2 separate regions of the Mus musculus genome follow, and region 2 is linked to region 1. A link is a loop called in an ENCODE intact Hi-C map of the cell type or tissue named here. Cell type or tissue: left cerebral cortex. All regions are shown on one strand. Each heading gives the region's core, and the rest is flanking DNA. Links, peaks and the distances in the headings are about the cores only. Region 1 holds the start of Gm30252 (a long non-coding RNA gene). Region 2 has its middle 20 kb from the start of Gm30311.

Region 1 (15,822 bases), core at 4,312-12,311:
CCTTATTCTTTCTGTGGAATTGGTAGGTCTTTTCATTGATATTCCATGTTCCTTATTTATTAAGGAAATGAATGGTTTGCCTATGGTTTAAGATGGATAAGGGCTGGAGAGATGAATCTATGGGTGAGAGCACTTGCTGCTCTTCCACGAGACCTAGCCAAGCTCAGTTCCGAGCATCCATATCAGTGGCTCAGCTCACAACCTCCTGCAACTCCAGTTCTCGGGGAATTCACACCCTTTTCTGGTTACCATGGGTGCCTGTACTCACATAAGTACATACACAGAGGCCCACATGCAGGCACAGCCATAGATGCATAACTCAAAATAAAAATAAATCACTAAAAAGAAGCATTTTCTCACGTGTCATATATCACCCTGTATAGTGGGGGTTTTACCTTGCAAAGATACTAGTTTCTGAATATTCAAATGTATTCCTCTTTTCACTGCTGGTTCCTAGGTTCAGCTTCCTACTTGGAAAGAACATCTGATAGAACAGGAAAATATTATGTACCTTTTAAACCATACCTTGTATTGAATTTCACTCAATGCATTGTTTTCTTATAGGAATGGTAAAATTTAGGAACAAAGAGGATTAAAAATCAGTGCAAAACTAGGCATGATGGCCCATCCCAATAATCCCAGCCAGCACTTGGGAAGTAGAGACAGTAGAAACAGAAGGGAATCTCAGTTGAATTGGCAGTTCTAGGTCAGCTTGAGCTCAGAAGAGGAAAAAGACTCAGTGCTAATGTTGAGTAAGTGTGGGGAGCAGTAAGACTCTAAATTCAAACTTTCCACTTCAGGTTAGCTTGCTGGACAGAGCCCTCCCTCTGATTGGTCTTTTTCTACCATTTATCTATAGGAATCCAATGACTAACAAGTATGCCCAAAGTACTGCAAGTAGGAGACTGTGAAACACTACAGTGCTTTAACAGAGTGTATGTGAAAGCTCACACTTCTCTACTTGGGCATACCACCATACCATTCATCCACATAACGTCACTGCTATTGTCTGTCCTCAGAAGTAAACATTCTGCCACAGGCTTGAAAAAGAAAGCAAGGGACAATCAAAGATGGCTCAACACTTAATAGCAGAAGGAAAGTTATCAGTCACTGCGCAAATTTCTAAACCAGGCATGGTGGAGCTCAACTTTGATCCCAGTACTTGCAATGCAGAGGCAGGAGGATCTCTGAGTTCAAGACCAGCCTGGTCTATAAAGTGAGTTTCAGGACATCCAGGGCTATACAGAGAAACCCTGTCTCAAAAAACAAACAAGCAAGCAAGCAAACAAACAAACAAACAAACAAACAAAAACATGCAATTCCTGACTGAGTGGGCTTGAGAGTGAGAGAATAAACCAGTTTAGACATATATAAGAAGGCAGCTGAACTAGTTAGCAAACTAGAGTCACTTGCCTCTCCTGTCCTCCTTCCTACTCAGCATAGCCTTTAGGTGTCATGAAGCTCAGCCTCCTCCTTCAAACGAGACAGTGTTTCAGAGAGGCATCTCCAGTAGCATGAGCTCCCATCCTACGTGATCGTAAAGCTTCTACCAGGCAGAAAAGGAAGATCCCAAGATGGCCGTGACTGGGTGTTCAGAATCATCAATACGCCATGCAGAGCCTTCACATCTGCAGAAAAGCAGGAAAGTTGGCTAGCCCAAACTCCTCCAGAGTAGCTTGGATTTCTTCCAGGAAGCCCCATTCAGGCTAATCTAATGCTTTGTTCTTTGAATTTTCTCCTCATTAAAACATGTTGAGACAATTTTGAAGTAGGAGTTAGACTCTTGGGGTAGAGGTAGAAGAGGAGAATGAAATCGAGGCATTGTTTGTTTGTTATAGTAACAGGTAAGATGTTAGAGGTCTATCTGTGTTCTTTTACTGGCTCCCTACACAGTCATTTAACATTTCAGGCACTGGTTGCTCATACAGGTGAGAGGCAACTAGCCTTGCTTGTTTTAAGGGAGTACCATCTACTTCTGATTTGGGTAGAGAAAAGAAGGGGCTCATATGAAGACTCAGAAGAGTTTATCAGTAGCCCGAATAAAGATAAATTTATGCCTAGAAAAAGTCTTAGTTACATGTCTCTGACAACCTCAAGTAGAGATTCAAATATTTGAGGCCATTTTCTACCTGCAATTATAGTTATAAAGACAAATTACTAAAGCCTCTACTTTAGGATTTTCTTTTGCTCAAACGAAGAGACTACAGTCACGAGAGAAATGGCTGCTAGTCACAGACTGAAAGACAAAGGCGATTCCCAGCAGGAAAAGAACGGCCACTCATTTGCTTGACTAGTGTCCAACCCATCTCCTCCATGGCAGATATCTGTGAAAGATGCCAGAAGTATAGTAGGGAAGAAAACAGAATCTCTACTCTCAGGATAGCTACATTTGACTGTCAGAGAAAGATGATACTAAATAGATAAGATTAATTATAAAATGTCTTATCATTATAACAAAATGATAAGCTAGTTAGGTATAGCCGGGGCGTGGTGAGAATAATGGAGATAAAAGGGAGATAGAGGAGAGAAAGAAAGGAAGAGAATGAGAAAGAAGAAAGCTTGGTAAGTACGGAAGACTGCTAGAGAACATCTCAGGATTAGTGATGAGACCTTTGAGCAGAGCTAAGATAGAATCTGAGGATATTGTGCAACTGTCAAGGAGAAAAGCATCTAAGATAAAGAGAACAGTAAGGCCAGAGGAAGGACTGGGCTGTGTGTGGGAGGTGCCTCAAGGCAGCCTCTGTGGCTGGAAAGTAGCCAGTGATGGGGTGTGGTAGGAGAGAGTGCACAGAGGTTGGAGTTAGGGAACATAGGGCCTTTCAGAAGATGGAACGTTGTTAGGACTCAAATCTAGGACAGGTCTCACTAAGTACCTGTGGCTTCTCTCAGCACTTCTCACCCCTCCCCTAGACCTCTCCCACCCAGGGACTGATCCCTATTAACTCAGCCATTTTGGGTACCCAGGTCTCTTGGCCTGGCTGCCTTTCATGGTCAGAGGCTCCTCTTGCTCTCCCTCCCCTTCACTCCTCTCACAGCCCAGTTTAGTCTACCAGCCATGTTCAGCCTGGACTCTTCCCTCTGCCTGCTTTCTCTCTTATATCTACAAAAAAAAATCTTCTCCATACTTTAGGAGTAGTCACGTGCTCCTTATAGTTCCTTTTGGGGCGTTTATTCTGAGCAGAGGGTCATGTGCTCATTAGGTTTCTGAGGACCTGGAAGATATCCTCTAACTGTATCAATCTGTCTCGCCAGGTGGTAAGTACTTTCTGCCCCATGAAAAGACTGTGTGTCCCCAACCTTCCATCCAGGTAAACAAACCAGTTGTCCTGTTTCAACCATAGACTATACAGTTCTAGGAGAGGAGTTGAACAAAGTTGTAAATTTCAAATCAGTTGAGAAAAACTTTACTCACGTAGATAGTGGGTACCACAACTGTAGATTGTAGGTGGGAGCTATTTTCGCCCTTTCTTGAAGTGTATCATATGCGCCAATGCATGACTGTTGCCTGAACATTCAGAAACAGCTGCTGTGTGCTTCCTTTTCCCCAAATTCTTCATTCCAACATCTCAACAAGATGCCTAAAGGAAGACACCTGCTATGCCCATTTTCTTCCATCTGTGACAAAGTACAGGCAGGCCTTCACAAGTTTCTTCCTTATGTAGGAAGTGAGAACACCCCCCCCCCACACACACACACACACACACTGGTCCCCACACAGCTGAAGAAAAGTTAAAGGTTCAGTCTGCAGAAACCTTCTCACAAGACTCAAGTGCATTAGCAGATATGCACCCACAAGGAAGCCAGCCGGCAGGGGCTGATCTCTTTCCCAGGTGTTCTTTCTTGAAACCTTAGAAAGTACAGATCTTTTTGCTGCTGTTTGTGTTTTTTCATAAAGTTCTTAAACCTGCATATGCCAAAACTGTAATGCTGTCAGAGACTAGTTCCTTAGGAAATCATGAAATCACATGCTCTTCTGAGCATGTGTGTGTGTGTGTGTGTGTGTGTGTGTGTTCAAAGTATATGAAAGTATATGTAAATATTTGGAGATATATCCATCAAAGCGGTAGGATTATGGGCGAATTGGTGAATTTTATCCTTAGTTTTTTATGGATGTAACTTAAATTGTAAGTGTATTTTTTTTTTTAAAATCCTTACATTCCAAATAGTTGGACATGTCAGAAAGTTTTAGTCAATCTATAACTACTCTGCAAGATGGGGCCTTATGTGCTCTTCCAGCAATGTCTTTTTGAAAGAGAGCATATAAGTGGGGTAGTGGTGGTGTATGCCTTTAATCCCAGTACTCAGATGACAGTGGATCTATGAGTTCAAAACCCACTTGCTCTACAGAACAAGTTCCAGGACACCCAGGGCTACACAGAGAAACTCTGTCTTAAAAAACCAGATAGATAGATAGATAGATAGATAGATAGATAGATAGATAGATAGATAGATAGATAGATAGATATTTAGAGCACATGTGCATAGTGCGTATTCATCTACTAACCCCCTGACCTACTGACCAATTTTCTTCTTTTAAGTACCTGCACATGGCTTAGAACAGTTCATATACAAAAGCCCAGAGTTGGAAGAGATTTTAGAAATGGTCCTGCCCAGATGCCGGCTCAATACTCTGACCCTCATCATCATTCTTCTGGCTGGGGTCCATCTTGCATATGCAAAAGTCCCCAAGATAGGAAACCTAGAGAGTAAGACCCACCAATTGCAAACTATGGATTTCCAAAGACGGATTGCCTCGTAGAATAGAAGTGCCTGGCTCCACACTAACTCCGACAGTAGCTCTTAGCTCTCAGATCCGTGGTGCATCATTAACGTTAAAACTTATCCCTGAGGTGGGGGAGGGGTGGCTCAGTGGTTACAAGCATTCCTTCGTTTTCCAACAGAGCCATGTTTAGTTCTCAGTACTCATATCTGGTGGCTCACAACCACCTATAACTCTAGCTCCACAGGAATCTGACACTCTCTTCAGGCTTCTCAGGATACACACACATACACACATACACACACACACACACACACACACACACACATGCCTACTTATTTTTTTAAAGTATCACTTTTAAAAAGAAGTCTTGGGCCTGTGAGATGGCTCAGGAGGTTAAGGGGTCTACAGCAAAGTCTAATAACATGAATTCAATCCTTGGAACACGCGTGGCAGAAGGAAAACAACCATCTGACCCTTGCAACTTGTCCCCTGACCTCAACAAGCGTGTGTGTACGTGTTCTGCTCCACCCCACTTAAACTGATAAACATAAGCAAAAGAAACAAAACAAAACAGAAACCCACTCGTCTCAGTAGGCATCGTGACACATGCCTGTAATCCCAAGCATTTGGGGCTAGAGGCAGGAAGATCAGGCGGTCACAGATATCTGTGGCTACATAGCAAGTTTGAGGCCACCCTGGGCTACATGAGATCCTGTCTCAAAAACAAACAAACAAACAAACAAACAAACAAAGAGCCCCTCATCTCACAGGAAATAAAAGAGGAGGTGAGCTGAGGCAGGGAATTTACAGAGTACTTTTCATTTTGTTTTAAGTATCTTTAGAGTTTCCCCTCAGTCTTAGTTTTTCTTTACTGTGTCTGAAGCTCCTGTCTCTCCTGGGCAGAAAGTATCACGAATTTATTCTCCTCACTTCTTCTTGGCCACATTTAATAGGCTATCCCAGTTTTTAATGTCCTACCGTACGGATGGCTTTCCCACATCTCTTTCCCTCACTCTTTCTTTTATTCTTCAGAATTTCTTACCTACCCTCTTTCCCTTTCAGTGTCACTTTAACATCATCAACCCTCAGAATATGAGTCAAAACTATTTTAGCATCACCTGCCATTTGCGTACACATGAAAGTAGTTCCTAACTGCAGACCAGTTTTTCCAGATACTCAGAGCGTTTATTCCAATGGTTCTCCTTACTGTACAAAAATACGTAGCTCATGAAACTTGCCATTGGAAAGTGTATGACTCAGTGGCATTACATACACTCATCACATGATGCCACCAACGTCTATCCCTAGCTCCTAGAACTTTCCCATCATCTCTAAAGGAAGCCGCATACTCATTAAGCAGTTTCTTCCCCATCTCTCTCCCCAGGCTCCTGGCAACAACCAAGCTGTTCTGTCACTATAGATTAGCTATTTCTGGGTATTTCTGATATACCAAAATCAGACAGAATGTGGCATCTGGGTCCTGGCCTATTTCACACGACACACTATTTTCAAGGCTGGTTTCTGTTGTCGTACGTGTCATTATTTCACTCTCTTCCTGTGGGTGAATAATATTTCACCATATGGATGTAGCACGATTTGTTTATTCATTGCTTGATGGACACTTGGGTTGCTTCCATCTTCTGGCTATTGTGAGGAGGGCTGCTATGAATAGTTGTGTACAAATTTCTGTTTGAACATGAATGCTGCTTTTGAAGTATTAATTTTTTCTTCCAAAACACAGGCTTGTTTACTTGTGTCTTGCTGGGGGCAGGAGTGGGTCTGCCACTACTTTACTGACGTCCAAAGCATGGCTTAGCCTACCCATGGCAAACGTTCATCTGTTGGTTCCTTCTACCCTCTCTTTCTCTACATAAGAATCCACAGGCGTTGGTTTTCTCACCTTGAGCAATTTAGAATTGGTATCAGCAAGTGGATTTCTTCCCTCTTAGTAGAGGTGACTTTTCCCTCTCTTTCTTTTATATAACAAGTACAGTGAATGTGTCCAATTCAAAAAAATAAACCCTTGGGCTTCAGTTCTCAGCTTCCCCTAACAAGGCCCCTTTCTAGCCCAGTTCCAGGAAAGCCGGCTGCAGGAGCTCAAGCCAGGAGAGGCCCGCCTCAGGCCTCAGCTCATAAAGCCAAGGTGTGTCTGAGCCCCTCAACCCTGTCAGACTTGGAGCCTGAGCCTTCACTCCCTGGCTGCTGTCAGAGTTCTCTGCTTCCTGCCAAAAATCCTAGGCTGGAGAGCGAGAGGTATCAGATTTCTGTCTGCAGAAGCGACAGGGGCTCCTAGGCTCTGTCTTTCTTATAGAAAACACCAATCACCGTTACAGTTACATTCAGAATACTCTCTGTTGCCAATCACTATTACAGTTATGTTCAGAATACTCACCTGGTCTCGTTTTCCTGGCCTGTATCATCTCTGCAGCTTCTTCCCTTTTGCCCCAGTTGCCACTGACCCTCTTGTATACCTCTGTTTTCCAGGTTGGTCTTCTTTGCTCCCGCCCCCTTCCTGTACCCCCAAGTCCTCCCCACTCCACCCCCACCCCACCCAGGGCTCTCTAGTTCCCCTGATTCCCTACCCCCTCCTCTCATCCCCCCAATTTTTTCTATGGCCTCCCTGTCTCTGCCTCTCCTCTGAGTTCCTTTCGGGTCGGTTTCCTTTGACACAGCTCCCAGGCCTGATGCCAAGTTTCAGACCCATTAGTGAGGTGCCTTGCTGACTGAAACACAAATCAAGACTGATCCGGGTACAATTAGCAGCTGCTCACACCTCATCTGGAAAGCATTAGGCAGCCCTGGGAGTGGAGGGGGAGATGGGGAAATATTGATGCCAAACAGAATAGATCTCTTATTTGGAACATGAAAGAAACCTGACCCTGTAGATATATAGCTGACAAGAAGATATGAATAGACAGGGCAGAGTGGAAAGGTCCGGTATCTAACTTGGGTACCCTTCAGCATCTATGCACACGACAGAGGTTTCTTTGTGCTTTCTGTGAGGTTGCAGCTGTCATGCAAGAAAAGGGGGGTTTGCGCTTAAAGTATGATTCAGGAATCCCGTGTGTTCCTGCGGTGCACTTTTGTCTTGGCCCTGCTTCTAGAAATGAAAAAAAAAAAAAAAAAAAGAAATGCTTAAGAATCACCTGGCACTGAGTTTTAAGTGTGAATTTTAATTCACCAGGAGTGGGGAGAATCTCAGACTCTGCATTTGATCAAGCTGATAGGTGCAACACATTGCAGCAAAGAGCCTAATGTGGTCTACTTTGCTCAAGTTCTCCACTAAAGCCTTCCTCCAGCTATCTGTTCTTTCCCCTTTTAGCACTGACAGTTGCCAGTAAGGATAAATGACGTCATCTCCATTGTTCCTGCTCATAAACCGGCCAGGAGCAGGGGCGGGTTGGGGAGGTAAAGAGTTCATACTTCTGATTCATCAGTGCTAGTGCTGCACATAGTAGGTGTTCAATAAACACCTCACAAATGTGCCCACCCCCAGCAATACTGAGGGTTGAATCCAAGACCTCAAGCTTACTAGACAAGTGCTCAACCGCTCAACTACAGCCCCAGCCCTGCAAATGCATTTTTCACATCATAATACATTAGTTCAATCCTCAAGGCCTATCAGAAGTTGCTCACAGGTTGTCCTATGACTTCCCCAAGAACTATAGTGCGCATGCCACTAGTACCCATACCCACACATGCAAAATAAATATTAAAATTATTTTATAAAAATCATTCGAGGATGGCGAGATGGCTTGGCGGGTAAGAGCACTGACTGCTCTTCTAAAGGTCCTGAGTTCAAATCCCAGCAATCACATGGTGGCTCACAACCATCCGTAATGAGATCTGACACACTCTTCTGGTGTGTCTGAAGACAGCTACAGTGTACTTAGATACAATAATGAATAAATCTTAAAAAAATAAAAATCTTGTATTTTCCAATTTCTTTATCTGATGCTGGTGCCCTTGGGTAATTTCCCATGTGACTAAGCCTCTCCACATTATCAGTTGCTTGAAACTTGGATTATTGGGTCTCTCCATTTTCTGAGTTGCTGAACATTTTTGATGCCCATCTTCCTTTACCAGCCTTCTCTTCATGTATTCTCTTGTTCCAACTGGCATTTAGTGTTAGTTGATTGATTGAGAGGCATGGCCAAGGTCTATTTAGATCTCACCTATAATGCTCAAGAAATGGCTGAATTTGGGCTTAGATGAAAGCCAAGATCCTGGTGGTAAGCCTTTCGTAGTACTTAACACATTTGGGAGATACCATATGCGTACAAACTCAAGGGATATGCTATTTTGAAGCTTCCAAAGCAGGTGTGAATCACATCGCTCCCCAGTTCTCACTCTGGGTGATGGCCAATAAATACCTCATTCATTTTTCTCAACTGAGTAGCATGGTCCACACTGCCAGTCTTTCTTCATCATGGAGCAGGGGCTGTTGCTTCCCAAAACGAGGCGGATCAATCCTGTTGAAAATGCAGAAAACTAGCTCATAATATTCTGCCGAAGACAGAAGAACTTGGTCTTGTATAAAATTCACCCAATGCCTCAGTTGTTTCTCCAACACTGGGGGGCTGAAACCCAACACAGCCTGTTCAAGCCCTTTCTCTTCATCATCTTAAAACACATGGATGTTTTAAGGGATGTTTAATCCATGTGCTTTTGATTTGCTTGCCCTTAAATCATCAAAATACTGTTACGAAAGTCTCATTCGATGTCTAGGAAACTTTACGAGTAGTATTTGGAAATTTTAAAACCTTGCTTTCCAGCAAGGGGGGAAACTAAGCAGTTGAGTTTTTCCAAGTATTTGTTGCCTTTAACACAAAAAGATTTGACAGCTTTCCCAAATCTTAATGTCACAGGGCTTGAGGAGTCCAGAGCCAGTGGCCTAAGAGTCCTTGTCTCTTCTGTAAGTTGTAAATAGTGGTCTCAGTCATGTGAGGCTGGGATTAATCTAGTTAGAATCTGTGATACTTAATATAGAACAATGAGATCGTTTCATATCTGCAGGATCCCAAGTGTATGTTGCAACCCATACCCCAGAACTGGATTTCATGTGTATTCCATGTGCAAACGCCTAGCTGGAATCTCTGTATCTTCTCAAGTTTATAAAAAATAAAATAAAATAAAATAAAATAAAATAAAATATCAATCCAACAGGGTTGGAGAAAACATGAGAAGTATGGGAGAACCCAGCAAAGAAAATCTGCATGACTAGAATGTGACAACAGAGTTCTCGAGAACAGACTTGTGTTGGTTTGGTTGATCTCAGGGAGGGCCAAAAGGCAGGACACGTGGGCTGTCCTGTACTGCCTACTAAAGCCCTGGCTCCAAGTGAGAATTCTGATTTATAATCAAGTCAAATCAGGAGATGGGTGAGGTTTCAATCCAATGCTGATGTATGTGCAATGTTTGTACACAGATGTACCATATTCAAGCCATGAATCCACGTGAGTGAACCATAAGGATGAAAGAAAGCCTGGAGTTCTAGCAAACAGAGTTCGGTGCACAGTCGCTGGATGAAGTGTAACTTCAGGTTGCATGTGACAGGAATTTGCATCCACACTTCCTAACATCAGATAACAGGTTCCCCATTTCCAAACACGAGGATATTGAGTGGGTCAGAGGAGAGAAGAGGATGGGTGTGGGCAGGTATCAGTGGCCTGAGCAGATGCTGGAAAGCAGACTCTTATGAAGGCCAGCATTCCCAGGCTAGCTGGCCTGCCTTCCATTGTCTCCTCTGCTGTGCCACCTTGGAGCTCAGCCTAAAAGGAACAGAACCCAGCACTGGAATGAGGTTCCCAGGAATGACAGTCAGCATACATTCACTGAGGGCCTGCCATCTGTCAGGCGTGGCTCAGCCACCATCTCAGAACACAGCGACGGATTTTCTTTTTGCCCCTAGCCTCAGAGAGCACATTCTGGCACAGCTTTGTTTCTGCCTGCAGTGGTACAGATGGGCACAACAGAAGGAACTACGGAGGAGAGAAGGAACAGAAAGCTTTCGGTCCTACCTACCCATAAGGGCCACAGGGAAAGGCAATGATGGAGGGGGCAGATGGAGGGGGCACTTGAAAATAAGGAGAACTTAGAAAGGATGAAAGCAATCGAGTGAGGATACTACGGTCAGTTTGAAACTAACCTGCTAAGTTTGGTAGGACATCCAGGTAAGAGAACAAGAGAGTAACCTTACTAGCAAGGAAAAAAAAAATAGGAAGTTCATACATTAGTGTTTTGTTTCCAACCTCAGGACTAGGGACTGAGGTATGTATTTTACTTTTCGAAGCAAACCTGGCCTCCAGGTTCTCCCAGCATCCCTCAATCCCCACCTGGCATTCCCTGCCTCCAACCCTGAAGTTTGTACTTCAGGGGTTGGACTGCCCTTCGCCTAGAGGCTCCTCCCTATATAATCCAGACATTTCAGGCTCCCTCCCCCTTCCCCTTCCTCCTCTCACCTCTCCCCTCCCCCTTCTGTCTCTCCTCTCCCTCTCTCCTCTCTCTTTCTCTTCTTCTGCTCTTTCTGCACACATTGGCCCTTTCTTTCTCTCCCTGCCCCGATCTCCCCATGATGACTCCCCTGGCCTCAATCCTTGGAGCCAGTGAACTTGCCCAAGAGCAGCTTCCCAATAAACCTGCTTTTAATACATTCTAATCTGGCTTGAATTGGCTCATTTCCCCGGCGGCAAAGAAATACCTATCAATTAGCAGCAAACAGGTGTAGAGAATGGAGTATGAACCCTGAGAACTCTTCCCAAAGGGCTTATTTTGAGGCAGGAGGACCAAAAACAAAACAAACAAACAAAACAAAAAAGAGGCTCTCCTGGCTTGAAGAGGCTTCAGTCAAAAGTAGTACATTGCTGTCTCACTTCCAGCCCATCTCAAGCTGTTAAACATGAAAGAAAAGCGTAGCCTCAGAGCCTCATAGACTGGATCAGATGTGAGTGCTTCTGCGGATACTGGTGAATCCACACATGGAAAACTGTGTCCAGAAATGCCTGACTCCAGCACTTATAACTCGTGCTGCACATGGAGGGAACCGAGAAGACAGCCAAAGCTACAAAGAGTCCACCCACGCTGGGAGGGATGGCGTCCTGATGCACTTCAGAAGTGGAAGAGAGCTATGGTGAGGAACCCTCTCCAGGGTTCAATAATACATGCTGACTAGGTGCTTTGTGAGACTTTTAGTTCACTAATCCTGCCATGTTCTGAAGGGAAGCTATAGACTACAGTGTCTGTCCATCTGTAATGCTTCAGAATATTGAAGGAGCTTGGAGGAGCTAAGCATTTTAGCTGGTCTGAGAAGGCTAGGTTGATTCAGTGACCGACTTCAAGTTGGCAGTTAAGAAGACCCTGTGGGGGGTGGGGGGAGCAACAGTGTCAACCAGCCAGACATCCCCCACCTCCAGCTCCCAGGGGACTGGACCACCAACCAAAGAGTATACATGGAGGGATCCATGGCTCTGGTGGCATATGTGGCAGAGGATGGCCTTGTTGGACATCAGTTGGAGGAGCCTCCCTTGGGCCTGTAGGGGTTCGATGCCCCAGTGTAGGGGAATGCCAGGGCTAGAAGGTAGGAGTGGGTGGATGGGTGGGAGAGCACCCTCATAGAGGCAGGGAGAGGGGGGATGGGGTAGGGGGTTTCCGGAGGAGAGACCGGTAAAAAGGGATAATATTTGAAATGTAAAAAAAGAAAATATCCAGGAAGAGGGAGAGGGAGAGGGAGAGGGAGAGGGAGAGGGAGAGGGAGAGGGAGAGGGAGGAGAAGGAGAAGGAGAAGGAGAAGAAGAAGGAGAAGGAGAAGGAGAAGGAGAAGGAGAAGGAGAAGGAGAAAAGATGACGACTAAGCCTAAGAACTGGGCAAGTCTAGGCAAGCCCAAGCAAGTCAGTTACTAATAGAAAACAACCCCAGGCTCCAACCTTCACTGATAATGGTTACAGAATGCCTAGAGATAGAGTAAGATAAAGCCCATCTACCCGGGAATTCCAATGTTCTTTAAAACAAGCTTGCAAGCTCACTTGATTGTCTCTCTGTCTTGGTGATGGGAGACTCCAGAATGCTGGACTTCTGCAGAACAAAACACTCTTTGCATTTAGATACTATTTGGAATGTCACTCTTCAGTGAATCATGGACCCTTACAGATCAAGTATTCTTTCTTTCAGTGACAAAACATCACTTCTTTCAATGATTTTCTTTTTGTAATGAAGGCTCTCTCAAAGGAATAAAAGTCTTTCTTGTTTTCTTGAATTGTGCATTTAATTTCACTTACAAACTGTGGACTATAAATTATGCTATAAGCGAAATTCTAGACTAAAAAGTTCCATGAGCAATTAATGTGTGCAAAACTGGTAAAAGCCCACATAAGATCCATAGTCTAGTTAATAGTGTGCACTGATGTTTATTTTCTTGCCCTGATCATGGGTCATTATTTTATGTGAGATGACAGAATGAGGGAAAGCTGGAGAAGGATGTCTGCAGATTCTGTCAGCAGCTTTGTGGTGTGTGTGTGTGTGTGTGTGTGTGTCTGTGTGTCTGTGTGTCTGTTTGTGTCTGTATATGTACATGGTTGTGTGAATGCATGTGTGTGTAGATGTATGTATATATGCTATGTGTTATATCTACGTGTGTATGTGCATGTATGTGTGTATGTGTTTATATGTTTTGTGTGTGTGTGTGTGTGTGTGTGTGTGTGTATGTGCAAGAAGGTCATATAATGACTTCAAGTCTCTTTGCATCTTAATCCTTTGAGACAGAGTCTCTCACTGAACCTAGGGCAAGGTTGGCCACCAGGAAGCCACAATGATCCTCCTGTCTCCAACCCCCCAAAGCACTGGAATTACAAACCTCTGCAGGCACATATTGTCTTGTATGTGGTTCTGGGGAGCTAAATGTGGGTCCTCATACTTGGGCAGCAAGTGCTGACACCCACCAAGCCAATGCCCCAGCCTCACAGTTTCTTATAAGCCTAAAAATATTCAAAGTAAGCAGCTAAGGAGGCGCTCAGGAGATAGCATAGCCAGGAACATGTTTAGCTTGTAAGTATGAGGATATGACTTTGAACCTCAGAGCCCACAATTACAGATGCAGATGTGATAGTATACCCCATGATCCCAGTCCTGGAGGCAGATCCCTGGGATACAATAGTCAGCCAACCTAGCTCACTTGCTGAGTCCCAGACAGTGAGATAACCTGTCTCAAATAACAAGCTGAAGAAATCCCAGCACTTGGAAAGAAAAAGTAAAAGTCAGGAAGAAAAGAGTGGAAAGAGAAAATGTGTAGGTCATGAAGGTTTTGAACCGAGCAAACTCTGAGTCAAACCCTCTTCCTAGTTTTATGACTTGCTTAAACTCCAAGTTTCTGTTCACATTTGTAATTACCAGGGGTTGAAAATACACTGCAGAGGACTACTGTGTGGGTTAAATTAAGCGTGATGCACCATATACCTAATAGAGTATGTATCACCCACTCCACATTCATAAACTTCCCTATTCCAAATGCCTTTGGTAATATAGGTTGGAATTCACTCATCTTCCTTTTAAAGGTCGGTTACCAACCATCACACGTGCTCTTTCCCTGGAATGCTGTTGGTGAGCTCCCTGCCAGATGAGCTGCTTTTCCTCTGCCATGGACTTGATATAGTCCCATTTGCAACATTAATTAAACTCAAGAAAAGGATCCCATCTGTGAATGAAGTATTTTTGTTTTACCACCCCCCCCCCCCACACACACACACACCACACATTAATTTTAGCCCCTTAAAATACTTTTTTTTCCTTTTGGCTTACTTTCTAGCTTTTGGCTTATGTAAGTTCTGATTAGATGAGGCAATGATATTAACAAAATTTGTAATAGTCTATTGATCATTAGAAGGGTAACCTCTGGGTCTGGCATGGCCTTGGTAGGGACAGAATGACATGGTTCCTGCCCCCGGGACAGGGCCAGCCAGCATGGGCCTCTATGAGTGTCAATGGCTGTTGTAGGTGTAAGGTTTATTTGTATAAAAATGTATATATTTTACATTCCTCCTTTAAGAAGTGTTCTTCCAAAAGAATGAATTTATGAAATTCCTAGGCAAATGGATGGATCTGGAGGGCATCATCCTGAGAGAGGTAACCCAATCACAAAAGAACTCACATGATATGTACTTACTGATAAGTGGATATTAGCCCAGAAACTTAGAATACACAAGATACAAGATACAATTTGCAAAACACATGAAACTCAAGAAGAATGAAGACCAAAGTGTGGACACTTTGCCCCTTCTTAGAATAGGGAACAAAACACCAATGGAAGGAGTTACAGAGACAAAGTTTGGAGCTGAGACGAAAGAATGGACCATCTAGAGACTGCCATACCGGGGATTCATCCCATAATCAGCCTCCAAACGCTGACACCATTGCATACACTAGCAAGATTTTGCTGAAAGAACCCAGATATAGCTGTCTCTTGTGAGGCTACGCCGGCTAGGCCACATAGAAGTGGATGCTCACAGTCAACTATTGGATGGATCACAGGGCCCCCAATGGAGGAGCTAGAGAAAGTACCCAAGGAGCTAAAGGGGTCTGCAACTCTATAGGTGGAACAACAATATGAACTAACCAGTACCCCCTAGAGCTCGTGTCTCTAGCTGCATATGTATCAGAAGATGGCCTAGTCGGCCATCATTAGAAAGAGAGGCCCATTGGTCTTGCAAACTTTATATGCCTCAGTACAGGGGAATGCCAGAGCCAAGAAGTGGGAGTCGGTGGGTAGGGGAGTGGGGGGGAGGGTATGGGGGACTTTTGGGATAGCATTGGAAATGTAAATGAAGATAATACCTAATTTAAAAAAAAAAAAAGAAGTGTTCTCCCTGTTAAATTAATGACTCTATGATAAACACTGGGACCTTCAGGACAGCCCTTAAGGCTGTGGAAAAGAACTCTAAAAACATGAGTCCAGAGGCAGCTACACCATGAGTCAACTTTCAGAAAGATACAAAGACAGGTAGATACAAATGTAGGCAGATTCCCAAGTTCAAGGTCAACCTGGGACAAAGATAATTTAGGTGCTCATGTGGTAGAAATAGTAACTTCAGGGCAGGGCAGGGGGTCCCAC
Region 2 (15,822 bases), core at 3,427-11,426, 66 kb before region 1:
GGGAAGTAAAGAATCTTTAAATAAAGGGGCCATCAGGCTTAATAGCCCACCTCCACCCCCGGACCCCCCGCCCCCCCCTCGCCATCATGCTCACTAGCCCCGCCCCCATCTCCCCTGCTTCCTTCTCATTGGGTCAATGACAAGTTACACTGTTTTTCTCTAGCCTCTTATTCCCCTTGTTTCAGTATTTTGTTCTCTTCTTCCTCGTTGCTTCTGCCTCTTGCTCCATCTGAGAAACATAGGTTGCCCCCAGTCCCCAGCCCCAACCCCCTACAAGCACCACTTCCATCCCTTCACCCCATCCCCGCCCCCACCCCCATCAGACTGAACCGCCAAAAGATGTGCAGGCTTCCTGCTACAAAAAGCACACATCAGTTCTGAAAGGGGATAAATATGATAGGGGCGCGATGATAACAGTGCACACTTGTTAACCAGGAAAATCCAGCAGGAGGTGGGGGGGGGGGGCAGGGAAAGAGGGAAACTTGAGAATAGAGGCTGACTGGGTAGGAGCCCCTGGAGGGAACGCAGAAGGGGGGCCCTCCAGCAGCCACCATCAATTATACAGGCTGGTTTTGTTTTGTTTTGTGAGGTCTGAACCGAGGCTCAGCTGATGGGGCAGGGGTGGCTAGGGGGTGAATAAGGGATTTTAACCAAACCAGTGGCTCTGAATGGAGGCCTTGGGCTCAGTTGAGGGGGCCTCAGCAGAGAGAGCTTGAAAAGAGGGCCTTTGGGCTTTGAGAAGGAAAGGGGGAGGTGGAACTAGGCTGAGGCTGCGGGGAAGATTTTGAAGTGGGAGGGGCAGGGGAAGGAGGAGTGGAGCACAATGATGGGGAATGGAGGCCAGCTCTGAGCTCTCGTTGCTCACAATGTGTCCCATGTGGTTCTCTTTATCTCAGCCTTTCAGGAGTCAATACAGGGGCCTTTTTTATTTTCAACTCTAAGTATATAGCTACCCCACCTCCCCATTTCACACAGCACAACATTTCACACAGCACAACCACACGCGTGCGCGCGCACGCGCGCGCGCACACAAACCTACAAGTCTGAGATAGTTAACGCCGTACATCTGTAAAGTTGTTTCCATAGGACGGCGTTGCTTGGTTTTTAATCTGCCACATGCTTCAGGAGCATCCATTTTACACTACTCAACACTCCTCTCCGTCCCTCTCCTCCAGCCGGTCTAATCCCTTCCTCCAGGATACATCCTTCCATCTCCCACCTTTATAGATGCCTCAAAAAGTCAAGAGAAGCTGAAGGGCTTGTTTATTTGTGGCAGAATCTCAATATGTAGCTAAGGCTATCCTCAAACTCACAATCGTCCTGCCTCTTGAATGAGGTATAGTATAGGTGTACATCACCATGTCCTGCTATAAGAAGGTTCTTGAATCTTTGGAAAGTGAAAACATCACAATAGAATGATTTGCAATCAATACGACCAAAAATAAAAGATTAGAACCAACCCACACTTGAGCATTAGACTGTTAATATATACAAAGTAATATATGTATGTACATATATATGTATATGTGTGTGTGTTTGATTTTCTAGTTTTATGTGTTTGGGTGTTTTGCCTATATGGAAGTATATGTACTATATGCATGTCTGTGCCTGTAGATGTCAGAAGAGGGAATCAGAACCGCTGTAACTAGAGTTTGGGTGATTATGACCCTCCACGTGGATGCTGGAAACTGAATATGGTCCTCTGCAAGAGCAGCAAGTAGTCTTAACCACTGAGCATCTTCCCAGCCTACAAATGTTTGATGGTAGGTTTCTCTAAAATATTTAATCTCCAAAGGAACAAATCCTGTTTCCGTGTGCTCTTGTGATTGAAGCAGCCCTAGGCTCTGAGCCTACACAGTTTACCAGATTTATAATTTACCTATTTTCTCAACAACATTATTACATGGAATCTCATTGGGTACTTGCATCTAAAAGAGTAAAACATTCTTAAACAAGGGTGAAGGCTTTTAAAACTTTGTCCAGAGTCTTGTGGCACTAAGATTTAGATTCAGTAGCTTGAAATGGGGCTCAGTGTGTGTGTGTGTGTGTGTGTGTGTGTGTGTGTGTGTGTGTGTGTGTGTGTGTGTTAGATTAAAGTGACATTAGTCAAAAGAAAAAATGACTCTCCAGAGCACATATATGGGTTGTGAATAGATCCACTCCTGATACGGAGGCTGTGGCTAAAAGACAAATCTTATCCTTTAGTTACTAAGAAATGAAGAAGAAGAAGAAGAAGAAGAAGAAGAAGAAGAAGAAGAAGAAGAAGAAGAAGAAGAAGAAGAAGAAGAAGAAGAAGAAGAAGAAGAGCAAAACTGAAATCATACCCTGCAATTGCTTATTCCAGGTGCTTTTCCTATGAGCATCTTTGCCCCCTCTGTAAAATGAGACTCAGCTGTCCCAAGCACGTTGGTCAAGTTGCACATCCTGTGAACGGCAGAGCCAGCACTTCTCCCGAGGTTGAGCGGCCTGAGATGGCATAGAATCTTGAGGATGAGGATGGAAGGGAAAGATCAGTCCAGACTCAGAGCCTCCCTGCCAGTCCCATTCCTCATGCTTCTTCCTGAGAGTTCCAAGGTCGGTGAGCTGTGCGCTGGCTTCTGCTTGGGTGCCTTCTCTTTGAAGGCTGTAACTGCCAGCTCTCACAGAGCATCTTGTTTCTGCCTCGTAGCCTGCCTGGCTTGTCATGCCAAGCAGAGTGTCCCACCACTGGCCCAGGAGGTAGATAAGTATTGCCTTCCTATATCATTCTGAGCAGAGTAGTGAGTATAGCTTTCAAGTCTTACACATGTGAGAAAATCAGTTCAACTTCTCTCTGTTGCACATCTCTATGACCAGGGTGCAGCTTGTGTGACCTATCTGAGACAACTAGGGAAGAAATAAAAGACATAAAGGCAGGAGGGATGGCTTCCATCATTGCACCCTGATAGCTCCTCAGGGAGCTATGTCAGTCACATGATCACAGTGTTTAATGTCCTGTCTCTGCCGCATGGCGTGTATTCTCCCCTCAGAGTCAAAATGCTACCTCTGTCTCCTGACTTCAGTGAAGCTCTTCAAGGGCAGAGGCATAGCTTCCTGCATCTTCTCCACCCCGAACCAGGTAAAGCCCTGTGTGATGTGCTAAGCATGGTGAGTGAGGGACCAGACTTCAGTTTATTCACAAGTGTCTCTGAAATCGGAGTCGTTGGGGTTCGAAGTCTGTTTTTCTGGATCACTGTTCCCTATCCCTCCTCCTCTTGTGAGACTCCAATTTCTGGGGTTTTCCCAGTTTCAGAGCTTAGACTTACTCACTAGACAGCTATGCTGGGCTACCTCCATCGTCCTTGGCAACTGACTGGCTTTTACCAGCCGACCTGTGGGACTGATTTTCCACTCCTGAGGCATACCCGCTGTTGCATTTTAGGTCCGTGTTTGTGCTTATTTGGCAAGCTCAAGTTTGTCTCAACTGCTGTTTTTCAAGACATTCACCTTTTGGCAGTTTCCCAAGACTATGGTCAGTCTCAAAGCCCTCTATTCACCCACTTTTATTCTAGTTCCTACTCTCTTCTTCCTAAAGAAAAATAAATCACAGACTCCCAGTTTGATTACGAACTGCTCACAGCTTAATCCAGTTGTGTGGATCCGTCCTCTGCACTCTGAGTTGTCCACTCTGGGAAAAGCCTCTTGGCCTGAATGAGTTGTTCCTTGACCTCATCTCCCACACTCTCTCTGCAGCCTTTAGTGTTGTGGTCACTGCCTTCCCCTCCCCCTCCCCCTAGCTCCCACCCAAGCCCCTGCCCCTGTAGTCCCTATTTTTATTCTGCGTGATTCCGTTTTCCTAGCCCTGCTATTTATCCATTTGGACATTTCTTGTCTGAATTTTAAAGTGTACAACAAAGACATGTTCCTAAGGAAACCCCATCCCTACATCCTGATTGGTGAAAATCTTGGCACAGATATTTGTAATCTCAGGCTTTAAAAGCCCTAGTGGATCTTGACTCAATACCACAGTCTGCTCCCAAGTCTGACATGAGTCCCTTATCTATCAGCCTTAAAACAATGCCTTTGCGTTAATTTTCCTTAGAAATGACTTTCACCACCATAGCATCCGCTAGGGTCTTGCTTGCATCAGGGCCCTGCTCACAACTGGCTAATGGGTTTTCCCACATTTCTTTCTTACTATTCATTAAAGTACCTCAAATTGAATTTGTCTCTTTCCCCAACCATTCATTTTCTTCAACTAATTTCAAGCCTGCTCTGTCCCTTGCCAGTAAGTATCACCCCACACCAGCCATGAACTTCACGACCCCATCAGATCCAGTTTGTCCTGACTCATATACACAAACTATTGCAATTAATCAATTAAGATATTTTTGCTAAGATGTGCTCTTCTACTCAAAACATTATCCATTATTTACCAAATGAAGTCTCAGTTTGTTCGTCTAGTGTTCAAAGCCTTTCTTTTTTCTTTTTTAAAAAGATTTATTTATTATATGTAAGTACACTGTCTCTGTCTTCAGACACTCCAGAAGAGGGCATCCAATCTCATTACGGATGGTTGTGAGCCACCATGTGGTTACTGGGATTTGAACTCAGGACCTTTGGAAGAGCAGTCAGTGCTTTTAACCACTGAGCCATCTCTCCAGCCCCCAAAACCTTCCCTAACTGACTCCCAAGTTCATGCTCCCTCTATCCTATTTGCCTCAACCAAATAAATCACTCCAGTGAACATGTTATTCTCATCAATTCCCAAACACTTAAATGCATTTTTATATCCATACACGTCCATGTCCTTCTACCTGCCTGGCACAACCACTGCCCTCTCAGCCTAAATTTCCTTCAAATTCTAATTCAATTCTTTTAGAAGAAATGTCCTAGACTTTCTTAATCTAAAGTAATATTTTTCCTCCCATAAATTTTCTTTAATGCCCATAAACATCTAACACTTTCTTAAATTATGCAAATTATCAAGATTATCATTTTATGTTAAAATGTTTGGGGTCTTGGGAGTTTTGTTTGTTTGTTTGTTTGTTGTTTCTTGAAATCTGGGCTCTCTCCACCCCAGTTAGTGCCCAGCTCATGATTCATAAATGCTACCTGTGCCCTTGTGAATTTTCATGGCCTTATAAATGTCACTTACCTCCATAAATTAAGTCTCAAACCTGTATGTTAATGGGAGCACAAACCATAGACATTAACTCTGGGCAGGTGTGATTATTCTGTTGTACTTACCAAACAAATACTGTTTATTGGTTAATGTGGTGGTTTGAATGGTAATATCCTCATAGACTCCTATGTTTGAATATTTCTTCCACAGTTGGTAGAACTGTTTGGGAAGGATTAAGAGGTGTGACCTTAACTGGAGATGGTGTGTCACTGGGGGTCGGCTTTGAGGTTTCAAAAACTCATGCTGCCATTTCTTGTTCTTCGCCTCCTGTTAGCAGTTTAAGACGTAAGCTTTCAACTCTTCCTGCTACCGTGCCCTTGTTCTGCCATCATTTTGGACTCTAATTCTGTGGTACCATAAGCACAATAAAACACTTTCTTTTACAGGTTGTCTTGGTCATGGTGTTCCATCACAGCAATAGAGAAGTAACTGATCCAATTCCCTTAGTCCAACTGTGGTGTTATAACATTGTATTCCAGACGAGGTAACTGATAATGAGCAGAAATTCATTACCTCACAGTTCTGGAAGGCAAACAGTCCAATATCAAGGTGTTGCCACCTATTGAAGGCCTTCTTGTTGGAGCAATACATGGCAGAAAGCAAAGAGAGATGGAGACCAAGCTCAGTCCTGCAGAGCATCCTTAATCCCACCAACAAAGTAAGAGATCACATGGCCCAGTCACCTCTTTCACATTCTACCTCTTAATACCATTACAGTGGCATATAAATGCTGCATAAGAACTGCAAGGAACAAATGACTATTCAACCCATATCTCTTAGTTAGGGTTTTACTGTTGTGAACAGATACCATGACCAAGGCAACTCTTATAAGAACAACATTTAATTGGGGCTGACTTACAGGTTCAGAGGTTCAGTTCATTATCTTTTAGGCAAGACCATGGCAGCATCCAGGCAGGCATGGTATAGGTAGAACTGAGAGTTCCCCATCTTCATCTGAAGGCAGCTAGTGGGAGACTGGTTTCTAGGAAGCTAGGATAAGGGTCTTAAAGTCCAAGCCTACAGTGACATACCTATTCCAATGAGGCCACACCTATTCCAACAAGGCCACACCTCCAAATAGTGCCACTCCCTGGGCTGAGCATATATAAACCCTCACACCATACAACTAGGAAATAGAATGTGCCTCACTGATAACGTCACACCTCACCTTAAGAAGATCAACCAACCTCATTCATCACTCAGTACATTTGACTTTTTTCATGCAAAAGCAACTTCACTGGAGAGGAAAACTCATTTAATAATTCCTGTCTCAAGTCTATACATAAAACAGACTGGATAAACATCTTTATTATATCTAGGCTATGTGCTGGTTTATTATTTCACAGCACCTCCTAGATTAATTTACCTTAAAAGGTGCATGGACCATAGATATAAACAGGTGTCTTTTTTTTTAATCTGTAGAAACAAAGATATGGCAATCGACTTTTGCTTATTTAATTCAGGCTCAAGACAATCCATCATTACACTTTTATGTATGGACAAGATGATGAAGTGATGATGTCTTACTACTTAGAGAGTCAATGGACCAGCGACAAGGGTATCTCTGGAGAACTTCCAACTGTAGAGTCTCAAAATCCTACTCAGAATCACCCGTTTAGTGAGCTGCCATGTCATCTGTCAGCATATTAAAGTTTGAAGGACAGGGAACTACAGCAGATTTGCTAAGGAGATGGTATTGGCTATGCACTGCAGAAGGTATCATTAATAAGAAGCTTAAAGATTCTACGGGAATCTTAAGGCACCGTGCCAGGGGTGATGTGTTGACAGTATAAAGTAGCGGCAGTCTTCAGCCAAATTCTTCTGAATATGGTCTTCCCAGTAATTCCTTGACTGCAATACCCAGGAAATAAAAGCCTGCAGCTTAACCCTTGGGCTCTAAGGCTTACGTTCTACAACCTGGCTCTAACTTCTTCCACCACAGTACCCTTTTCTTGGGCCTCCCTACTCTGCCTTTCACAGATGGCTGGATGAGACAGAATAGGACTGTCTCCCTACTCCAGCCTTTAGTGACTCCCTCACTAGGCCAGGCCTCAGGAAGGAAGGAACTGAGACTATGAATAACCCAGGCACACATTGCTGCAGACCGTGTTTTTCTCTAGTGTGTCGTCGCCTGCTATTTTTAGCCCATCCTCATTCTCATCTCCATCTGGATGAACAGACAACTCTAAGCATTGTGCTCATTGTTTTCTATTAGCATCTGGTATTTTCCTATCAGGTCTTTCCTAAGCCTTTCTCTGTTTTGAATCATGAGGAAGGCCCGGTGTTCATGTAAAAGAGCAATGACAGCAGACTCAGAGTAAGAAAACTCTTCCGGAGCAATGTGGGTTCTGGAAACATGTTTTAATCCATTTTTAAGCCACATCATTGAACCCCTGCTTGTAGCAGATGGTATTCCTAGATGTGGTTTGCTTGAACAAGATGGCCATTTGTCTTAAGAAGACTCGCTGTAATAGATGGGCTGGCAACATATAGATGAGGAATACAGCTTTAGACAATAAGTTGGGCTGTGGAGAGAATGTGGAGTCCTGGGAGACACAACGGAGCATGAATTGTGGATCCTAGTACCTTCAGCTCTCCTTGGACAGGAAGAACTCTCCATCTTGGCAGCTTTTAAGCTCAAATGTATTTGAGGAGAGGGAAGAATCTATTCAAATACCCAGGGCAGGTGTTCCAAGCATGTGGTGAGAGAATGCTAAAGTAACAGGAAATGTTATGTTATGATAAGCATTAGGTGAATAGGAAGGGAGAAAAAGGTGATCCAGGAGTTAAAGAAAAATCTTCTAAGTACAATGATCTCTGTGATTCTGAGGAGGGAAAGGAGGAATGCCACAAAAGAGGAGAAATGAAAGAGGGAGAAAAAGAAGTCATGGGTCATGGGAGTGGTCAGGATGGTCAGGAGAATTCGCTGCCCCAAACTCCAAGCAAAGCAGCAGGGGTCTCTGACCAGGATCTGTGGCTAGACTGTGCTTCTCCTTTATAAGTCAGAGAGCTGCCAAGGAAAACAATAGCAAGCAAGACTGAGGCCGGAGGCCGAGGCAGCACTTAGGAACAAGACACCTGAAGAGACCTGAGTCAGGAATCTAATCCCGAGCAAGATCTAAGTAGGGATGTAAAGGCTTGCTCTAAGAACCTGTACAGCTACTTCAGAGCCTTCTGCCCCGAGAGCCTTCACAGTCTGCTGTGATACTCACACAAACACACTGACATATGACTATATGTGTGTATGTGTATATGGTGTGTTTCGGGATCACGGGGTGTGCCCGGGCAGAGGGAAAGAAAGAAGAGAAAGCCATTAAAAGCCTTGCTGAGAAAGGTATTTCTTGTGGACAAAAAAGAATCAGGCCCCTCGCTCCCTACTGAGCCCATTTCTCCTGCCTTTACCCGAGCTGTCAGGCATGAATCTCTGTAGCATTCCGTAACTAATTGACAGTAATGGGAGCCATTGGAAACCTAAGAATACATGGCATTACCCAGCATGCACTGCAAGGAAGGGGGGCTGCCTAGGGGCAGCTGTGAGGGGAATAAAGCCAGGCTGCCTTTTAAACTGGTTTTTTTTTCTTCTTCTTCTTCTTCTCTTTTTCTTCTTCTTTTTTTAAAATTGAAGGTAGGATGTAAACGGACGGAGGCGCAGAGTTAGGTGAACTTCTACTTCAGCCTAAAAATTAAAAGCTTGTAAATCCTATATCTCATCCCGAGTGAGCATGTCTTAGGAGTCTAACCCACATGGAAGAAACAGATGGAATTTCAATTAACCCCAGGGCCCCCCTGTGAAATCTATATTGTACCCTCTGGATTTACAACATATTGTAATATATGGCTGCAGGCTCTGGAGATTCCGTCGCAAATCAACCCTCTTTATTCCAGAGGTTCAGAAAAAAAAAAAAAAAAGGCTACAAAAGCCCACTTCATAATCAAATGTGGCGAACTTTCTACCACTTCGTCCTTGGGGTAGACACCCAAGCTTAATCCTACAGCAGATCTTCCTCATTGGACAGTCTCAAGTCTCTCCATCTATTTTTCCCTCTTCTATTAATGATGATGTTTATGGAATGAAGCTTCTCATCCCAGACAGGAAATTGAGAAAACCTACACCATTATCCCACGTCAACTGGTGACTCACCGCACCCGCTTAGAGAATTATCTCCTGAAGGCTTTTTGTACTTTAAATACCCATATCTTCAGAGAATGGAGCCACGGTGACTAACGAGTCAGTTCTACCTTGGCCATGGCAGTCACGTGGAATTGTAAAGGGTGGAACCACTAAAGAATTTCAAGTTATTTTTCAAAACAGAATTTTTCAAAAACAGTTACTTTTTTTCAAAATAACAAAATTGTTTCTGAGGTGCCCCTAAACTCGTGGCTTTGGCTTTCATTCCTATTATTTCTTAATGGCCCTAACTGTCTGCCTTTGTTCCTTATTTCAAAAATAGCATCCATACAAAGATTAAACGTCTCAAATCCGAAAATAAATAAATGATTTGGGATTTTTAAATACTAGAGACATATTTTTATGCTCACTTTTATTCTTAAAGCACTAACTTGTTCCTAAAACTGCATTTCAGTTTTTCTGCAAAGATGATGTTCTCTCATGCAGCATTTTGACATTACTCACCAGGATATAACTCTTATTATCCAGCATCCACTGCAAGGTTTGCCTCTGGATCTTTAGAAGGTAACTCTTGGATATCAGATAAGTGAGATTCCTGTAGAAATCAAAACAAAACAAAACAAAACAAAACAAAACAAACAAACTCGCAGAACTCAAGCAAGTCTTTTGGAAAGATTACTGATCAAAATGTGATGTGGGTTTTCTGTCTGGCTCCAAGATGACCATGAGGAGCTGTGGGCAATGACTGTCGTCAGAGCTGGCTTTTAACTAGACTCACAGACATGCTGAGCTGGAAGGAATATGATGATCCACTCCTGAGACAGCCAGGGTCCTGAGGTATTGTGGCCACAAGGTGCTCACCAGACGGTTCCTCTTCACCGGGTCAGAACTGAAGACCTCTCCACTCAGCTCTTCTTTTGTTCCGCCCAGTCCACAGCCTACCAGAAGCCCCACCATCTGCTGCTCTCCTCACCTCTATCCTCTACCTACCACTGCTCATCTGAACCAGGAAGCCCATTACCTGCTGAGAGCCTCTCTAGAGCACAGAGACTGATACTGTGCAAGGAGCAGGGCCACCAGGGGAAGTCACAGATGCGGGAGACTCATTCTTTTGAATAGGTCTCAAACTTCCACTCAAAGGTTGGAAGAGAACTTTTGATGAACAAGTCTTCCTATTTCTACCAGGATTGGTCTATCCCCTTAAGCTAGTTTTTAATCAGAAATGAATACGATGTTTTCAGGTTCTCTTGTTTTGTACATAGTCTCTTGTCTTGTATATATTAATATCAGACCATCAGACACCATCTTGAACTAATTATTAATTTTTTTTCTTCATCTGAGCAAAAATACTGATTTGTTATTAAACCCAGACCAACATTCTTTCTACCCATATCATTCCTACCTTATACAGCGTTTACTCGGGAACTACAAATGTGTGGTTCCTGACAAATGACATATCAACCTGGGTTTTTACTTCTTTTATTTTGCCTGTTTATAATGGATGGACATCAGGCATCTTCCCACAGTGCTGTGCACCAGGCATTGCTCTCAACATTTTCTGTACATGTGTTTCCTAACCATTGCACTGACCTGCAGCATTATCTTCCTTGACCAACAAGAGGCTATTAATGTTGTAAGCAGCTCTGAAGGACCCTCTTGTTCCTCACCACATCTGTGGTTACTGCTAGGTGACAGGTTTTTCTGGTGGCCTGTTCATCTGCAGAATTGGAACTTACCTTCTGGAACATAGTCAGTCTTTTTCTAGACAACCCTAAGACTGCACTGTTCACAACCTCTTGTCTGAGACTTCCTGGCTTTTGATTGGCAACTTTAACCCCAGGTATCTCTTTTTCTTCTTGTTCATTAAGCTCAGCTCCCAGCACCACCCGAACTAAAAGATGGAAAGGAAAACGACAAGAGATCATCTAGAGGACCTGGGAAATGTCTTAATTGGAAAAAATGGGGCAAATGCACTAGATAATTCAGTAGCAAAGTTTTGGTGGTGGTGGTGGTGCTGTTGCTGCTGCTTGCTTCTGTTGTTGTTGTTGTTTTGTTTTTCCCTATCTTTCCTCAAGACTTCAATCCATGATTTCTTTAATGCCTTTGTTGGACCAAGAAAGCAGCTGCATGTACTAAACAGACGCGTTTTTCTACTAGATCTTTCTCAGGAATCCATTTGCTCTTTGGTTTCATTTTCCCTGAAAGTCTCTGCTGGCCTTTCCCACAGGTATCTATTCACTTCTTTGAATGTTCTTGGCATTTACTCACACAGACAGGGCCTTGCTGCCAAGGCCTTGTTTATTATCTTGACTGGGATTTGTTCTCTGTTCATTTACCTTATGGGTATATTAGCTTTGGAGCCAGGTTCCAGGGAAAAGGGCTATTGCGTTACTACGCAGAATCTGCAGAACCTTGTGGAGGTGGAACAACATTTTCCAGCCTAGGAAGAATGTTGTGTGTAAGTGGCAAGTCTGTGCACATAGCTCAGTGGGAGGGTGCTTGCCTTGCATGTGTGAAATCCTGGGTTTGATCCCTAGCATTGAAAGTAATAATAAATCAATTAATAAGTAAAGAACATATTTCCCTTCTGCTCAGTACAAGAACAGGGGGCTAAAATTGGAAATGGCAACACACAGCCAAAAATACAGGACTTAAGAGGCCAAGACAGAAAGATTGAAGCCAGAAGTTCAGAGATGGTATGGGATAGATGGTATGGGATACAGGGTGAGTTCTGGGCCAGCCTGGGCTATGGAGTGAGAATGTGTCTCGAAAACCAAAAACAAGAACACTAAATTTGTTAGGGAACTGGACCAGGAAAGGGGGAAAGTTAGTCAGGACTCGGCAAGGCTTATAGAAAGACAATCCTAGGTATGGCAGGAGTCCAGACAGCAGCACAATTGAGAAACTGAAACTGAGGCCCCCTGTGGTAGAGGAACCATAGAAGACCTACTAGGATTTTGGAAGATGGTAGTTTCAGCTCAGAGTACCCTCCACACCAAAGCAGAGACTTATTCCTGTAGCAACTGTGGAGAAAAGCCCAGGAGAAACATTCGCACTGAGAACAGCATGGAATCCCCTGGGATGCCAGAAGGGAAGATGTTTCTAGAAAAGCTCCTACATAGCTACATGCTTTGCCAAGAATGTTTGAATGGGCCATTATGGCAAAACCAATCCCAGAACCTCAGTGACGTGTTTCAACAACTCTTCAGCCATTCTCTGCAGCCTGCCTCTTACTGTTAATGTGAGTTTTTGGTCTTTGTTCTCATTGGCTCTGACATGTTTAAGGAAGACATTGCTTAAGGAAGATCGGATTCTTTGGCAGCATCCATGTGAAACTGTGCTATGCTTTTGACAGGTATGGTTACAATGACAACCATTCCGCCCAACAATGTTGCTGTTCGCGTTGAATCTTTCCCTAGAAATTAAGGAACTACCTCATGTCTTCAAAAATCATTTCTATCCTCTTGTTTTAGAAGCATAAAAGAAAACACCATTTATGTAAGATCTTTTCAACAAACTCAATAATGTATATACAGTTCAGTTGAAAAGGAAAGGACCAGTAAGAAAAGAACAAAGTGGAAGACCAATGCAGGAGATTGGGGTAGAAACTACCTAGAGTTTTGCCTAGCATTCATGAAGCCTAGGGTTTGAGTCCCATTGTTGAATAAATTAGGCATAGTGGTGCATTCCTATAATCCCAGGACTCCGGAGGATAAGGCAGGAAAATAGAAGTATAAGGTCGTTCTCAGCTTCATAGTGAACATGAAATTCTGCCTCCAAAAGGTTGGCAACAAAAGGACTCTCACTGTCTTAATTTGTTGGACTTTTCATCATGGGGCTAAGGATTGAACCCAGGGTCTCACACATGTTAGACAAGCTCGATATCACTCGTCAGCCCACTAGAGACTGTGGAGTTTATACTTCTCAAACATGACATTTCCAGATATATCTTGCAGACAGCATTCACCTTCCAGAGCCATCTGAATGTTGTTTCAGCTCAGACTCCCTCAGCAGCAAACCCAGAATGACTTCAGCAACAACCACTTAGTTCTTCTGGATTTGGAGACTGGGAAGATCAAGGTCAAAGTGCCATCAAGTGTCTGGGTCTGAGCTGCTTCCCAGTGTCCGGGTCTGAGCTGCTTCCCAGATTGCAAATAGCCATCTTCTGGTTATACCTTCCCTGGTCAGCAGAGATAGTTAGTTTACATAAAAGACTAATTTATCATGGCAGACCAGCCTCGTCACCTAATCATCTCCTCATACAATCGTATCGGACATTAAGACTCATCCTCTGAATTTAGGGGAAGGACCACCAACTGACAGTCCATACAATCAGAAATCTAGGAAGTCTTAGAAATCTAGAAGTCTTAGAGCTCACTGTTAATATCTTGACATCCGTGCTTTGAAACATTGCTCAGCCTTAAGGAGCTAGACACCAAGTTCTTTATTTCCTTTGAAAAGGAAGGATCCTAGAAATGTGAGTCATCCATTTTATGTCTCTTGTGCTAGTTTTTGTCTCTATTGATGTCATGTTCTGGATCTCTATAAACACAGAACACGTGTGTGTGTGTGTTTCTTGTCTATGAATGTAGGGTTTCCTACAGCAAAGGTGTGGGGGTGGATTTCCCTCTTGCTATGGCCTTATGTTTCTGCTCGCAGTTCAGTATTCAGTACCCCAATACCCAGTGCCTTAATACTCAGTACTCCAGGACCTAGTACCTCAGTACACAGTGCCTCAGTACTCTCACAGATTGCTCTTGGGTTTTTTATTCTCTTCAATGATCCCAAACACCTAAGGCAAAGCTTGGTGTTTCCTCTCTCTTCTGCATTTCCACAAAGATCTTGCATGGGTGAACTAGACTATGTGGATTTTCATGCTGCCTAACCTTACTTCAGGTAGGCAGCACTTCAGCTCTGCTGAGATGGGTAGAGGATTCCAAGCCGCAGAGACACCTCTTCCACAGGCTAGCCTTCTCTCTGCCAGTGCTACCTTAACACCTACTAAGAATTTTCTCAGCACATATTCTTGAGCCATCCTCTGAAGAGATTCCAATTTTTACAGTTCTCATAGAATTGCATCTTCACGTGTCTGCTCAGGGGTCTCTTCTCAGAAGAGCTCCTTGTTGAGGAGACAGACTTCATGCCAGGTATCAACAAAGAGGCCTTTCTCCAGCCAGGCCTGAGCTACCACCTCCTGCTCTGTTGAGCTTTCTGTGCACTGTGGCTAACAGCGCTTAGTGTGTAATTCCCCACGAAGCTGCTCATCAGACGTTAGAGGCACAGAATCAACACTGGACCCACCAAGGACAGTAAAGGGTATGGGAGGAAAAACTAAGGTAAGGAAATGAGTACCCGGAAGTAGGAGTAACACCTCAGAGGTGGGAGACGGAAAGACCAAAGAGCATTGTGGGTAAGTAAGTGGACCCATTCTAGATACCAGGACCTCTGAGAAGACTGAGGCAAAGAAGACAGCGTGCTCTCCAAATCTAGTTTGCGATGACAGACAGCTCCCCATGTACTGCTCAAACAGCAATGTTGAGTTTGGGGTAGGAGACAGCCACTAATCACATTATTGCCAGCACCCTCTGGAGTCAGTACCGCCATGTTTTCAAAGTTAGATTTTAGGGGAGTTGCCATGTTTTCAAAGTTAGAATGAGGAAGGCTCCGTTGTGATTTTAGGGGAGTTGTACTTGAAGGGGATTCATATATGTTGACTCTGGTTTAACAGCCCTCTCTGTCTTAAACAGCCATGCAAAGAAATGGAAAATGTCATATCAGGGACCCAAAGGTAGTACCGTTCAGGTCCCTGGTTTCGAAGCCTGCTGTTCTGTTCTCTGGGTGATTTGAATTGGAGTCATCTTCTCCTTTGCTTAACACCCCTCTCTTATTAAGAAAACACTCCTCCTTTGGCTAAAAGCACCTTGAGATTTTTATAATTGAACGTTTATCCTTGATACAAACACTTGGTTTCCTGTGGAAAAATTCTGCAGTAAGGGGTCAGACATTAAAATGTTTACCATCGATGCGATTCTTGCTAAGAATACCTAATAGAACTTGCTACAAGGGAATTCTGACGACGCCCAGTTAGAGTGGCGTCAAAAGCAGTCAAAAGCGAAAGGAAGGAGCCACAAAAGCTCTAAAAAGCGACAAAGTAAAAGACACAATGCGGAGCGGGGAGGCAGACACCGAAGGCAGCAGTCTTTGCTCACCCCTCACATTTTTTTCTAGGTGTAATTCTACCAGGGAGGCGCCTTGCTCTATCCCAAACGTACAGAGAGGAGGAAGCGGGAAAGAGAATGCTAACGGTGGTGGAGCCAGGCCCGGGGCCCGGGAGGGGGTGGGTGGGGGCGGGGGATAGAAATAAAGTTGGAAGTAACTTTTTAAATAAAAAACTGTTAAGTGGAGACTAGACTCGCTGGTCGTGGGGAACCCTGAGAAGGCTGGACTGCAGAGCAAAGGCCTCTCTCTTTTTTTCACTTCTCCCTTTCTTTTCTTTTTAATTTTCTTTTATTTAATTTCGCTGCAGCACGTATAATCAATTACAGACTGA

The links. Hi-C counts contacts between places; a loop is a spot of excess contacts. Peaks named below come from ENCODE experiments on the same cell type or tissue, not always from the same donor. Only the 100,000 strongest peaks of a DNase experiment are listed, where the experiment ranks them.
Region 2: it touches region 1 in a loop (1.9-fold over the local background); 3 of 42 quality-filtered maps call a loop at or near these places.

Annotation. Positions count from the first base shown.
Region 1 is chr16:44,607,637-44,623,458 of GRCm38, reverse strand. It overlaps Gm30252 (a long non-coding RNA gene), which reads right to left and starts at 7,230. Exons shown (of 3, transcript XR_384865.2): 1 at 7,116-7,230; 2 at 3,413-3,615; 3 at 1,269-1,628. In left cerebral cortex, for the core only: no CTCF peak of the experiment used is centred there; DNase peaks (open chromatin) are centred at 7,436, 9,026, 10,603, 11,756 and 2 more places.
Region 2 is chr16:44,672,379-44,688,200 of GRCm38, reverse strand. No RefSeq gene overlaps it. Among named protein-coding and RNA genes, the nearest start is that of Gm30311, 20 kb to the right of the region's middle. RefSeq lists an enhancer at 15,085-15,822. In left cerebral cortex, for the core only: no CTCF peak of the experiment used is centred there; DNase peaks (open chromatin) are centred at 7,270 and 9,252; H3K27ac peaks cover 299 bases.